Regions from separate parts of the Homo sapiens genome. Here all the other regions are linked to region 3. The links are chromatin contacts, found by Hi-C in ENCODE. All regions are on one chromosome and are shown on one strand. The core of a region is the stretch at or near the end of the contact, and the rest is flanking DNA. Distances in the headings are between cores, read along the strand shown.

Region 1 (2,700 bases), core at 34-2,533, 2.4 Mb before region 3:
TCCCACAGTTTAGAGTGATCATCCTTTTCTCCCCTACACTGCTTCCTTGCCCCCCTACACACACACACACACCCTAATATTCCTACCACAGACCTTTCTCCAGGCACCCCTCTTTATACCAGGGTCATTCCACAACTGTGTCCACTCCTAGAGGGCCTCAAAGTCAAATCCCCAAGTTATCACATAGGGTTCTCTCCTCCCAGAGTTGTCAGCTACAGCAAAAATCTTCTCCCCATGGGCCACTCTCTCCCCCATGTCAAATCCCTTTCTCCTATTCCATGCCTTGCCACTCCACGACTCCTCCACCCTTGGAGCTTCCCCCAAAAAACCACCTCTTCTCCGGGGCCCTCCCACACCAGGATCATCTCTCCCAGCCCCCACCCCCTACCCGGGTCAGGGCTGGCGCGGGGCCCACGGGGGGCTGGGGCGCGGTGGGGCCCCCAGTGGGGTGGGCGAGCGGCCAGCATGGCGGCGGTGGCGGCGCTGAAAAGGCGACCGCCTGTCTCTGGCCCGGCCGGCCCCGCGGCGGGGAGGGCAAGCGGGACAGGAGGCCCGGTGGGTGACAACAGCAGCCGCCACTGCCACCGGGGGCGGGGAGAGGAGGGGACAAGGGTCAGCCCAGGGCACGCGGGGGAAGAGTAGAGCAGGTGGACGGGGGAGGGGCGACACGCCCCACCCTGAGTGACCACCAGCCCCTAGGGACCCGGCGTCCCGCCCCCCACCCAGGAGGCCCTCCTGGGCCTGCTGAGACCGGAAGGCGGGGCCCGACTGAGCTTGGCAATCGGCACCTGCCATGGCAACAACTGTACCATTGGTCGCTGGTGCCAAGAGCTCAGCCAATCACAGCCTAGGGCAGCTGTTGCTAGGCGACGAAGAAGCGGCCCGCGGAGCTGAGCCCAAACAAAGGGCGGGAGTGGGGCCCGGCTACCCCCTCCCAGCCTCCCTCCTGCAACTGCTTCCTCGGGCTTGGCCGGTTCCAGGAATTCAACTATGAATAGCCAGGCAGGGCCCGCACCTGCCTGCCACCCCCCTCCTCTCCTCCCTTGGCCTCGTGCTAAGTCTCACGGCGACGGGAGCAGGGCGGATCCCGTCCTGCCCACCTCCCTGCGACCGCTTGCCGCCCCACCCGTCCCCGCGCCGTTACCTGAAGGAGCGGGCAAGGGGACTCAAACTGCTCGGGGAGCCCGAGCTCAGACCTGCCCACTGGCTGAGGGTATCCGGCGGACGCGGCAAGCCAGGGCCCCGATTACCCAGTAATGCAACCAGCAAAATGGCGACCACAACAAACCGGCCCCCCCACGCCCTGGACTCCGCCCCCATCCCTCCCTCTCCGCTCCCCTCACGTGACCCACACTGACACTCCGCCTGCGCGAGATGGCCGCTTACCTGCACGCATGCGCAGCGAGCTACCAATCCCACCCAAGAACCGAAATCCAGGCTGCCGCTGCGCAAAGGCAGCTAGAAACGGAGCATGCGCTCTGTGACCGAGTGAGAATTTACCCAACCCCGCAAAATTGACCAAGGGTGCGTGCTCCCTGTGTCAGCAGGTCAAGGGGAGGAATGAGCAGCAGACATGGGAGACGGATGAGTCTTTTAATAGAAAAACACACGTGCAACAGTATCAACACACATCTCTCGCAATCCTGACAGCGCTGAACTTCAGTTCTTCACCTTGGGGGGTGGCCTGTGAGAGGAAGATAGGTGATGAAGGAGGGTCCCCAGGATCATGGCACTCGGGGTGCAAGGGACAGAGATGTCTGTCTTGGTGTATTGCTGGGCCCCTGCTCACCTGTACACTCCCACGACCACGGCATGGTCTCTTTCATATGGCTCAAGGGTCAACTGCTCCTGCGGCTTCATGTTCTCCTGTTGCATCTTTTTCACTTCGGAGGCAAACACGGCCTCGGCTGAGGCTGTGGAGTCAATGCAGTTGGCCTAAAGAGGAGAAAGGACTAATGTCTACAACAGGGCTTTGGGCTGTTTTTCTCTTGTGTGCTCTTTAAACCAGATGTTTTCATTATTAATTCAAGTAAAACTCAGTGCTATGGTTCTAGTGTGTCCCCCAAAGTTCATGTGTTGGAAACGTAACCCTTAAATGCAAGAGTTGAGAGGTGGGACCTTCGAGAGATGATTCAGGTCATGAGGCCTCTGCCTTCCTGAATAGAGTAATGCTATTATCACAAGAGTGGGTTGCTGATTAAAAGGATGATTATGCCCCCTTTCTATCTTGCTCTCACCCTTCTGCCAATGGATGACAGCAAGAAGGCCCTCGCCAGATTCAGACCTCCAATCTTGGACTTTCCAGCCTTTGGAACTGGGAGCCAAATAAATTTCCATTCATTATAAATTACCCAGTCTAAGGCTGGGCGTGGTGGCTCACGCCTGTAATCCCAGCACTTTGGGAGGCCGAGGTGGCTCAATCACGAAATCAGGAGATTGAGACCATCCTGGCCAACACGGTGAAACCCTATCTCTACTAAAAATACAAAAATTAGTCGGGTGTGGTGGCGCACACCTGTAGTCCCACCTACTCGGGAAGCTGACGCAGGAGAATCGCTTGAACCCAGGAACTGGAGGTTGCAGTGAGCCGAGATCGTACCACTGCACTCCAACCTGGTGACAGAGTAAGACTCCATCTCAAAAAAATAAAAATAAAAATAAAAATAAATAAATTACCCAGTCTATAGCATTCTGTGATAG
Region 2 (2,700 bases), core at 140-2,639, 2.6 Mb after region 3:
CGGGAAACTGAGGCGGGAAGCTCGACTGAGTCCAGGAGTTAAGAGACCAGCCTGGGAAACACAGTGAGACCCCGCCTCTACGAAAGTTAGCCGGGCGTGGTGGCACGCACCTGTAGTTCAGCTACTCTGGAGGCTGAGGTAGGAGGATCGATTGAGGCCAGAAGTTCAAGGCTGCAGTAAGCTATGATGGCGCCACTGCACTCCAGCCTGAGTGACAGAGTCCAACCTTGTCTTTAAAAAAATAAAAATTAAAAAAGCAGTAACGAAAGTATAAGAGGCTCAAGTTTAATGAATAAACGGCAAGTAAAAGTAGACTAAAGGCAAAATCATGAATAATGTTGTAATAGGAGCCCAAGGCATGACGGATAATAAACCTGAATGAATGGGCCAGAGGCAGAGTGATGAATAATGGAAAAATAGGGACCGGGGGCAAGGGAGGTAACGGACAGGAGTTCATGGATCCAAAACATGATGGCTAATTAGAGAAGGGCCGGAAGAACGACGAAAGTGAGCAGGCAGGCTGGAGCTAAAAGTAGTCTGGGCAATGAAGCTCAAATGAATGGGGCAGAGGCATGATGGGTAATGGGAGAGGAATGAATGGGCCAAAGATAGAAGCCGCAGTGACGCGAGGAACAAGAGGCATGATGGGTAACGAAAGGGGTGGGTCTAAGGCAACTGTTTCGCTAAGAGGTGATGAGGGCATTGTGGGTAACGAGGAGCAGCGCAGGGTTCGCAGAACAGATTAGAATTCTCCCGAGGCACTCTGGGAAGGGCCAGCACTTCCGGTTTTAGGTCGGCTACTCCGAACCAGAGGTGGGGTGGGGGCCCGGCTGCCGCGGTGCCTGGTGGGACGCGAGGCCTGACCTTGCTGCCTAGCCGCCTCTGCCGCGCAACCCACCTTTACCTGTCCTTCGACCCTGGAACGTTAGCCAATGAGAGTACCAAGCTGATACGCCACCAAGGTCGACCCCGTACACGCTGGAGCCAATCAAAATGCTGCAAGGGTCAAAGCCGACCAATTATCACAGCAACCTCGCCGCGGGGCGGAATCAAAAGAGGGCCTCCTCCAGGAGAGAGGCGGGGCGATGCCTCAGCGGGCGTGGCAAAATGCTCAGCACAGACCAATGGCGGGTTAGCACCGGAACCCGCGGCGACGCGAGCCAATAGGCGCAGGCGCTGCGAGCCAATGGGAAGGGTGGGAGGGGCGCCGTGGCTACCCTGCGAGTGAGAACCAATACAAAAGGACATTTCAGGGAAAGTGGGCGGGACTTTATGCACAAGTCCAATGGGAAGACCGAGTCTTGACGCTGGTGGGCGGGCCTCAGGGCACACTAAACCAATGGGCTAGGTGGGGCGGGGCGACGGTGGTGGCGGCGGCGGCAGCGGGTTCGGTTGCGCGTGGCGCACGGGGTGGGAGCGGAGCCCAGGCCGGGAGCAGGCGCCGCCGCCAGTGAGAACCGGGGCCGGAGCCGGGTGCGGATTTGCTGGGGCTGAGTCGGGGGCGCGCGGGCCCTGACCTCTGCCCTCTGACCTCTCCCCTAGCAGGCGACCATGGGGAACGTGTTGGCTGCCAGCTCGCCGCCCGCAGGGCCGCCACCGCCGCCTGCGCCGGCCCTCGTGGGGCTGCCGCCACCTCCGCCCTCGCCGCCGGGCTTCACGCTGCCGCCGCTGGGAGGCAGCCTGGGCGCCGGCACCAGTACGAGTCGAAGTTCGGAACGGACCCCCGGGGCTGCAACCGCCAGCGCCTCAGGGGCCGCCGAGGATGGGGCCTGCGGCTGCCTGCCCAACCCGGGCACATTCGAGGAGTGCCACCGGAAGTGCAAGGGTGAGGGGCGAGGGGCCCCCGCTGGGCTGCGATGGCCTGGATCTCGGGGGAAGGGGGAGGACACTGGGGACTCTGGGATTTGGCGCGCACCATTGGAATTATTTAACAGCACTAGGAGGTGATGTTGGGATCGAATGGTGGAACGTTGGACTTGGGGCTTAGAATGATGGAATCAAATGCTGGAAACGGGATGGAATGTCATAGCAGTAGAGAAAAGCCTTTAGGGACCTGAGGAGCCCCGGGATCAGCCAAGCCAGACTTCTCTTGTGATCGGGAAGGCAACTGAGGCCCAAGGTCACGGTGTCAGCAAGGTGTCAGCGAGGTTCCTTGGGTATGGGACCCAAAGCCTCCGGATCCCAGCCTGGAGCAATTAGAGTAGTAGTAGTGGTGGAGATTTATGGAGTTCTGTTCTGGTGTTCATTATACGTTAACTCATTAGATCCTTGGGACAATTCTGTGTGGTGAGGGTCCCATCTTTCAGATGATGAGTTTGACCTAAAGTTGCTCAGCTTGGTGGCAGTGAGATTTGAGCAAGCAAAGGCCCTGGCCCTGTCTAACTAGGCTGTACTGCCTCTTTACAGGTGGAATCCTTTGTGAGATGTTCTGCTGTGGGTCTCTGGAGAGAGCTGGGGGTGGTAGGGAAGGAAGAGATGAGAGTTGGTGTGGGGTTGGAGTGGAGTGTGACAGCGTTTCTCTTCTCCAGAGCTGTTTCCCATTCAGATGGAGGGTGTCAAGCTCACAGTCAACAAAGGGTTGAGTAACCATTTTCAGGTGAGCCTTCCTGGTGTCCTTACCCACCAGAGATCGTCCCCGCCGTCCCCCTCCCTGCATCTGCACACTCGGCCCAATTACTCCTCCCTCAAGAGCTGGGCTCC
Region 3 (2,700 bases), core at 98-2,597:
CAAAGTGCTGGGATTACAGGCGTGAGCCACCGCGCCCGGCCACCAAATCCATTTTGAGGGGCCAGTGACAAGTTCTTTCAGAGGGAGATAACCCTACATCACTTTTTTTTTTCAGAGCCAATGACACCATACCTTAGAACAATTATTAAAAAAGTATAACCTTAGATCCATATTCTGTAGGAAACTGTGACCTACCCTGCTCCATTCCATTTTTGTTAAAGGAGACACACCAAGCCATGTATTTTAAAACATGGACTATGGACTTGGTTTGAAGGATATGCTGACTCCCAATGTCTTTATATCTAAAAGGCAGTAACTATTAATTCTCACCATTGGCAGTACAGCTCAACAAGATTTAGGGTGGGTAATGATGCCAGGTCTTGGTTTTAATAGGGAAGATGATCTGAGTACCAGGTTTGGAAAGCCTGGCCCTATTCTTTGGGGACAAAACACAGTAACCTCAAAGCCCTGCTTCTAAGTGATATTCGCTCCAAATCCCCATCTTCTGAAGGACAGGGAATGCAGATCCCTCTTTTTCGGGGTTGGTCTTATTCTTGTTCTCTTAGGAGACAATAACCCTAGATCCCCATTTGCAAGCGACTGTGACCTCTGATCCAATATTATAATGAATAGCAACATCAGATACCTGTTCTTAAGGCTCAAGGACCCAAGACCTCAATAATGGAAGAACAGAGACTTGTAACCCGTTTCTTTAAGTGTTAGTAATTCTGATCCACGAGTAATTCTGATCTCCAAGAGATGGTAACCCCAAGACTCCTTTTCCTGGGAGGAAGAGGGCTCGGATCCCCGGTATGGGGAGGCACAGTGACCTCGAGCTCCTATCTAAGCACATGAAAGAATCTGATGGATGTCTGAGGAGCTTTGGGAACCCTAATCACCACCCTACACGGGCGCCACTAGTACTCACGGCCCAGCTTCACCCCGGGCGGCGGGAAGCTAGTGCCTGCGCCGGGGCCTCCGCTGCCTCCTCCGCCGCTGCCGCCGGGTCCACCCCCGGAGCTCGAGGCCCCGACGCCCCCACCCATGGCCCCGACAGATGCCTTTCCGCCGCCGGTGCCGCCTGGGCCGGAGGCCGAGCCTCCGGGGCCGCCGCCGCCTCCTCCGCCTCCGCCGCCGGGCTCCGCGAACGAGCTAGTCCGCGCCCTGCCCGAGCCCCCAGGGCCGCCTCCCGAAGGCCCGCCGCCGCTCATGGCGCCGAGCACAGGCCCAGGCTGCGGGGCTCGGGCTGCCCGGGCTGCCCCAGCCGCCGCCGCTGCCGCCGCCTCCCCCGGGCCCTGGCCTCTTCCAGGCCGCGCCGCTCTGGCTTGGGCTCCGGCTCCGGCCCAGCGCCCGCCGCGGGGCACGCCGGGAGATGCAGTCCGGCTGTCGTCCGCGCCGCCGTCACCGCCCTCGGCCCGCACAGAGAGCCGCGTGGCACGCCGGGAAATGAAGTCCACAAAAGCCTCAGAGTAGACCGCGGGAATGATGGGCGGGAATGACGGGTCACGCTGTACGTCGGGAAATGGAGTCCAGGGTAATCTGTCAGCCGACTGTACGACGGGGAGCCCTGAAGCACTTTAGGAAGCAGAGAGCCTGATGCACGCTGGGAAACGGAGTCCACTCACTCAGTCTATTAGCTGTGTATGCCTCCCAGAGCTCGGTGCGCTCTGGGAAATTGAGTCGGCCCGCGTGAACCTGCGGGTCTCGGGCCGTGAGGCAAGCCGGGAAATGGAGTCGTCGCCACGCCCTCACCGCATTGCAGGTGTAAAGCGATTTTTAAAGCACGCCGGGAAATGGAGTCTCAGGTGGTTTTTAAGCCCCAGGTGGATACTGCAGTTCCGGAGATGGGCGAGGAAATGGAGTAGGTTTACGCGCTCCTCTTTCCAGGTACGCTGGGCCGCAGTCCCTGCCGGGAAGTGTAGTCAGCACCAAGGCCTCAGTGCAGTTGCCACAGCGAGCCCTGGTGTGTTCTGGGAAATGGAGTTCGACGTATCCTCCCCATTGACTGAGGGGGCGGGATCGCCCATGAGCTCCAAGCATGCTGGGGAATAGTCCAGACCTGACCCTCTGTGAGGCCAGTCTGCGGAGGCTTGCCGGGAAGCGAAGTCCAATGGCCACCATCAGGGGCGTGTGAACGAAAGGTTAGAGACTGCGGCAGTTCCCTGGAGAGACTTAAAAGTGTTTCAGCGCCTCCTTCCTCGCCCCCAGGTCCTTCTTTAAGAAAGAGCCGAGGTCGATCAAGGACTGCTGGAAAATGGATCCAAGCACCTTTAAGTTCCAGGTGACCATAGATCAGGAAAGAAAAAATGTCCCCTCTCTAACCGCAACTCTGCAAAGATTCGGGAAACAAAGTTCCCGGCGGTTTCTCAGAACACTAACTAGTCTTCGGATACAGTCTAGCTTTTCCTAGCAATGTGGTTCGCACCAGGAAGCTGAATGGAGCATTAAAAAGACGGAAATGTCATTTCTGGGCCTGGCGCTGTGGCTCAGGCTGGGCGCCAGTAGCTCACGCCTGTAATCCTAGCACTTTGGGAGGCCGAGGCTGGCGGATCATCCGAGGTCAGGAGTTCGAGACCAGCCTGGCCAACATAGCGAAACCCCCGTCTCTACTAAAAGTACAAAAATTAGCCGGGTGTGGTGGCGGGCGCCTGTAATACCAGCTACTCAGGAGGCTGAAGCAGGAGAATCGCTTGAACCCGG
Region 4 (2,700 bases), core at 105-2,604, 2.8 Mb before region 3:
GCACCCATCGCTTACCCTCCCCCTTGGCCACTCTGCTCCAGCCACACTGGCCTCCTAGCTGCTCTACCAAGTCTGGTCTGCTTCATCCATAGGAGCTTTGCACTAGCTGTTCCCTCTGCCTGAACACTCCCCTGGTGTCCCCATGGCTCACTCCCCTCCTTCATGTCTCTGCTCAAAAGTTGCCTTCTCTGTGAGATCCTCCCTGACCACTGCTGTTGCAATCCACACCCCACCTCCAACTACCCCATCCTCCCTACCTTGCTCGACTTTTTCCATGACATTTATCATCACCACCTAACATTAAAATGTACTTAATTCTTATGTTGACAGCAATCTGCCTCCCCACTAGAATGTCGCGTCCTCAGGGGCAGGGACTACTTGTTCACTGCTGTATTACACACAGCTAAAGGAAGCCAGGCATAGTGAATGTTCAATATTTATTGAAAAAACAAGTCGACTCAAAAACATAGTTTTCCTTTTCAACAGAGGTCGAAAACTCCAAGACAGATAGCTATGTTCATCTGTAAAGGAGGCATTAAAAAGACAGAGAAATACAGAGGAGGCAGAGTCATATACAGTTTGCCGAGGACCCACATCTCTACAGAAGTCAAACTGTTTGCACACAATTCCATGCCCAGAGCATCTAATAAGAGACGATACCCCCACCTGGTGGCTGGGACGGAAACGGCACCTCCCTACAATACAGAACACCCAAAGGACCGTCGCCAAAGCCCTAGGAGTCTTTTGAGCCCAATAATTCAAAAGATAGAAACGTTCATTCATCTAAGTGATGTAGATGTTTTGGTTGGTTTATTAGATGTGTAAGTTTATAAAAACTGATGGGGAAAAAAAGTGCTCCAGGTGAGGATCGAACTCACAACCTCGGCATTGCTCCGCTCGCACTGTCATATAAGTACCGCGCGCTAACCGATTGCGCCACTGGAGCTCCGGCCGCACCCCTGCGCCGGGGTCTTCTTCAGTGGTTCATAGCCACGTGACCTCACCGGAGGGCCCCGCCTTGTGTTATATATGCAAATTAAACATTTTGCATTGACCAATAGGAGACAGTGCATTGCCAGTTCCGGATTCTCACGCCTCGCGGCCCTTGCTGTAAAAGGGAAAAGTCCGCGAGGCGTTTGGAATGTAGGGGTGTCGCCTACCAGAAGGACACGCCTCCTCATGAATATTCAAAACAAGGGGTGGGGTCTTAACCCTTCGCTGGCGGGTCGGCCGGAAGGCAGCCCCTCCCCCCCCCGCAGGCGGGAACAGGATGTGAGCCCCGGCGACAGCGGGGGAGGGGAAGCCCCGGGCGACCGCCCCCCGCCTCACAGCTGGGATCGGACTCTCCCGCCCCAGATGTGGCGCCGCCGCCGTCACACGAGCCCCGTGACACCCAGCCGGGAGCCCGAGGGGTCCAGAGGCTCGGACCCGGGCGTCCGGAATTTCTGCACCGCATCCTGAGAGACCCCGAGGTCCAGACCCCGGCGCCCAGGCTGGAGGACTTGAGCCATCCAGGTGCGCAGCGCCCCCTCCTGGAGCAGCCGGGAGCCCGGACGTCACCCCGCGAGACCCTGGAGGCCGAGCGCCCCGTATCCCCGTTTCAAGAACTCAGGATCCAGGACCGCAGACTCCCTCCAGGGCTCCGATCCCAAGACCCCGCGTTGGAGGAACTTGAGATCCGGACTTCTAAGCGCCCCAACCAGTTTCGGGCTGCAGCGGCCATCGCTTCAAGGGGACCCAGGACTTTGGGACCCCCCTGTGCTCCCACCTGGAGGGAGTTTCATTCCTGCCCCTAGAATTAGGGGAACTCAGAAATCCATCCCCCACCCCACGGCCCTACCTAGAAGACTTAGGAATGTGGGTCCCCAGCGCCGCCATCTGAGACTCCAGAGTCGAGGCTCCTAGCATCCCCTACGTAGAACACTGAGAAATTCCGACTGCGGGACCCCAGTCTCCGAGAGACCCCAGATTCTATTCCTGGAGCCTGAGAGCCCGAAGTTCACGCCCCTGAGTCTGGGCTCCGCACCTCCCTGGGGACCGCGTCGGGGTCGCGCAGGAGCCGGGCTGCCTCGAGCCGGGGCTGGAGGCTCCCCGGGAGGTGAGGGGGGAGGCGAGGGGCCCAGGCGGACTGGGGGAGGGGGCGGCGCCACTGCTGAACAATGAGGGGGCGTGCCGGCGGGGGGCGAGCCGAGGCGCCGGCGGGAGTTGGGGGCTGGAGGGGTGTGGGAAGGCGCTGGGGAGGCTGTGGCTGTGGGGACGGCGATCGGGGTTCGGAGAGACCGGCCGGAGGGGGTGCGAGGGCTCGGGGCCAGCGCCCCAGCGCGCAGCCCTCGGCGGGGGAGGGAGCCGTCTGCAGGACCCTGGCATCCGGTCCCCCAGCCTCCGCCCTCCCCTGGGACCCCGCGGCCTCCCGCCCACGGCTTTTCCCAGCCCTGCCCCTCGCCCTCCGCTCCAGCTGGAGCCCAAACGTTCCCAGGATCCCTAAGCCTCCGGCCCCAGACAAACGGGACTCGCAGCTTCTGCGCCTCCTGCTCCGCTCACTCTTCTTTGTCTCAGCCTTTCCATCTTTTTCGCCAGGTTCTCTCTCCTTGTCCCCTTCTTTCTGTCACTTTGTGCCTCCCCCATTAGTTACTCCCAGGGGCCCCTCCCTGGATTTACACCACGCTCCTAATTCCCAGCCCCCATCTGTGAGTCTGGGCG

The links. Hi-C counts contacts between places; a loop is a spot of excess contacts on that map. Pooled maps may share reads with other maps.
Region 1: a loop to region 3 is called in a pooled map, with 10 times the contacts of the local background. The contact joins the promoter of DYRK1B here to the promoter of GSK3A in region 3. A Hi-C loop is called at or near these places in 6 of 50 pooled maps.
Region 2: a loop to region 3 is called in a map of naive thymus-derived CD4-positive, alpha-beta T cell, with 13 times the contacts of the local background. The contact joins the promoter of TOMM40 here to the promoter of GSK3A in region 3. A Hi-C loop is called at or near these places in 1 of 168 maps with a recorded cell type or tissue (naive thymus-derived CD4-positive, alpha-beta T cell), 1 of 37 single-sample maps with no recorded cell type and 9 of 50 pooled maps.
Region 4: a pooled map shows a loop between it and region 3 (7-fold over the local background). The contact joins the promoter of PLEKHG2 here to the promoter of GSK3A in region 3. A Hi-C loop is called at or near these places in 1 of 168 maps with a recorded cell type or tissue (ascending aorta) and 9 of 50 pooled maps.

Annotation. Positions count from the first base shown.
Region 1 is chr19:39,832,879-39,835,578 of GRCh38, forward strand. It overlaps DYRK1B (dual specificity tyrosine phosphorylation regulated kinase 1B), which reads right to left and starts at 1,284. Exons shown (of 11, transcript NM_004714.3): 1 at 1,145-1,284. FBL (fibrillarin) reads right to left here. Exons shown (of 9, transcript NM_001436.4): 8 at 1,790-1,935; 9 at 1,580-1,684. The coding sequence ends at 1,660. RefSeq lists silencers at 457-726, 987-1,096.
Region 2 is chr19:44,889,865-44,892,564 of GRCh38, forward strand. TOMM40 (translocase of outer mitochondrial membrane 40) reads left to right here and starts at 1,390. Exons shown (of 9, transcript NM_001128917.2): 1 at 1,390-1,825; 2 at 2,529-2,596. The coding sequence starts at 1,552. RefSeq lists enhancers at 1-447, 617-776 and a silencer at 1,087-1,726.
Region 3 is chr19:42,241,255-42,243,954 of GRCh38, forward strand. It overlaps GSK3A (glycogen synthase kinase 3 alpha), which reads right to left and starts at 1,348. Exons shown (of 11, transcript NM_019884.3): 1 at 929-1,348. The coding sequence starts at 1,211. RefSeq lists silencers at 890-1,169, 1,200-1,409 and enhancers at 1,700-1,909, 1,839-2,633, 1,970-2,019, 2,634-2,700.
Region 4 is chr19:39,411,315-39,414,014 of GRCh38, forward strand. It overlaps PLEKHG2 (pleckstrin homology and RhoGEF domain containing G2), which reads left to right and starts at 1,355. Exons shown (of 19, transcript NM_022835.3): 1 at 1,355-2,098. It overlaps TRI-TAT1-1 (tRNA-Ile (anticodon TAT) 1-1), which reads right to left and starts at 946; the gene lies at 854-946. RefSeq lists enhancers at 297-386, 797-896, 907-956 and silencers at 1,167-1,526, 2,057-2,196, 2,207-2,276, 2,387-2,446.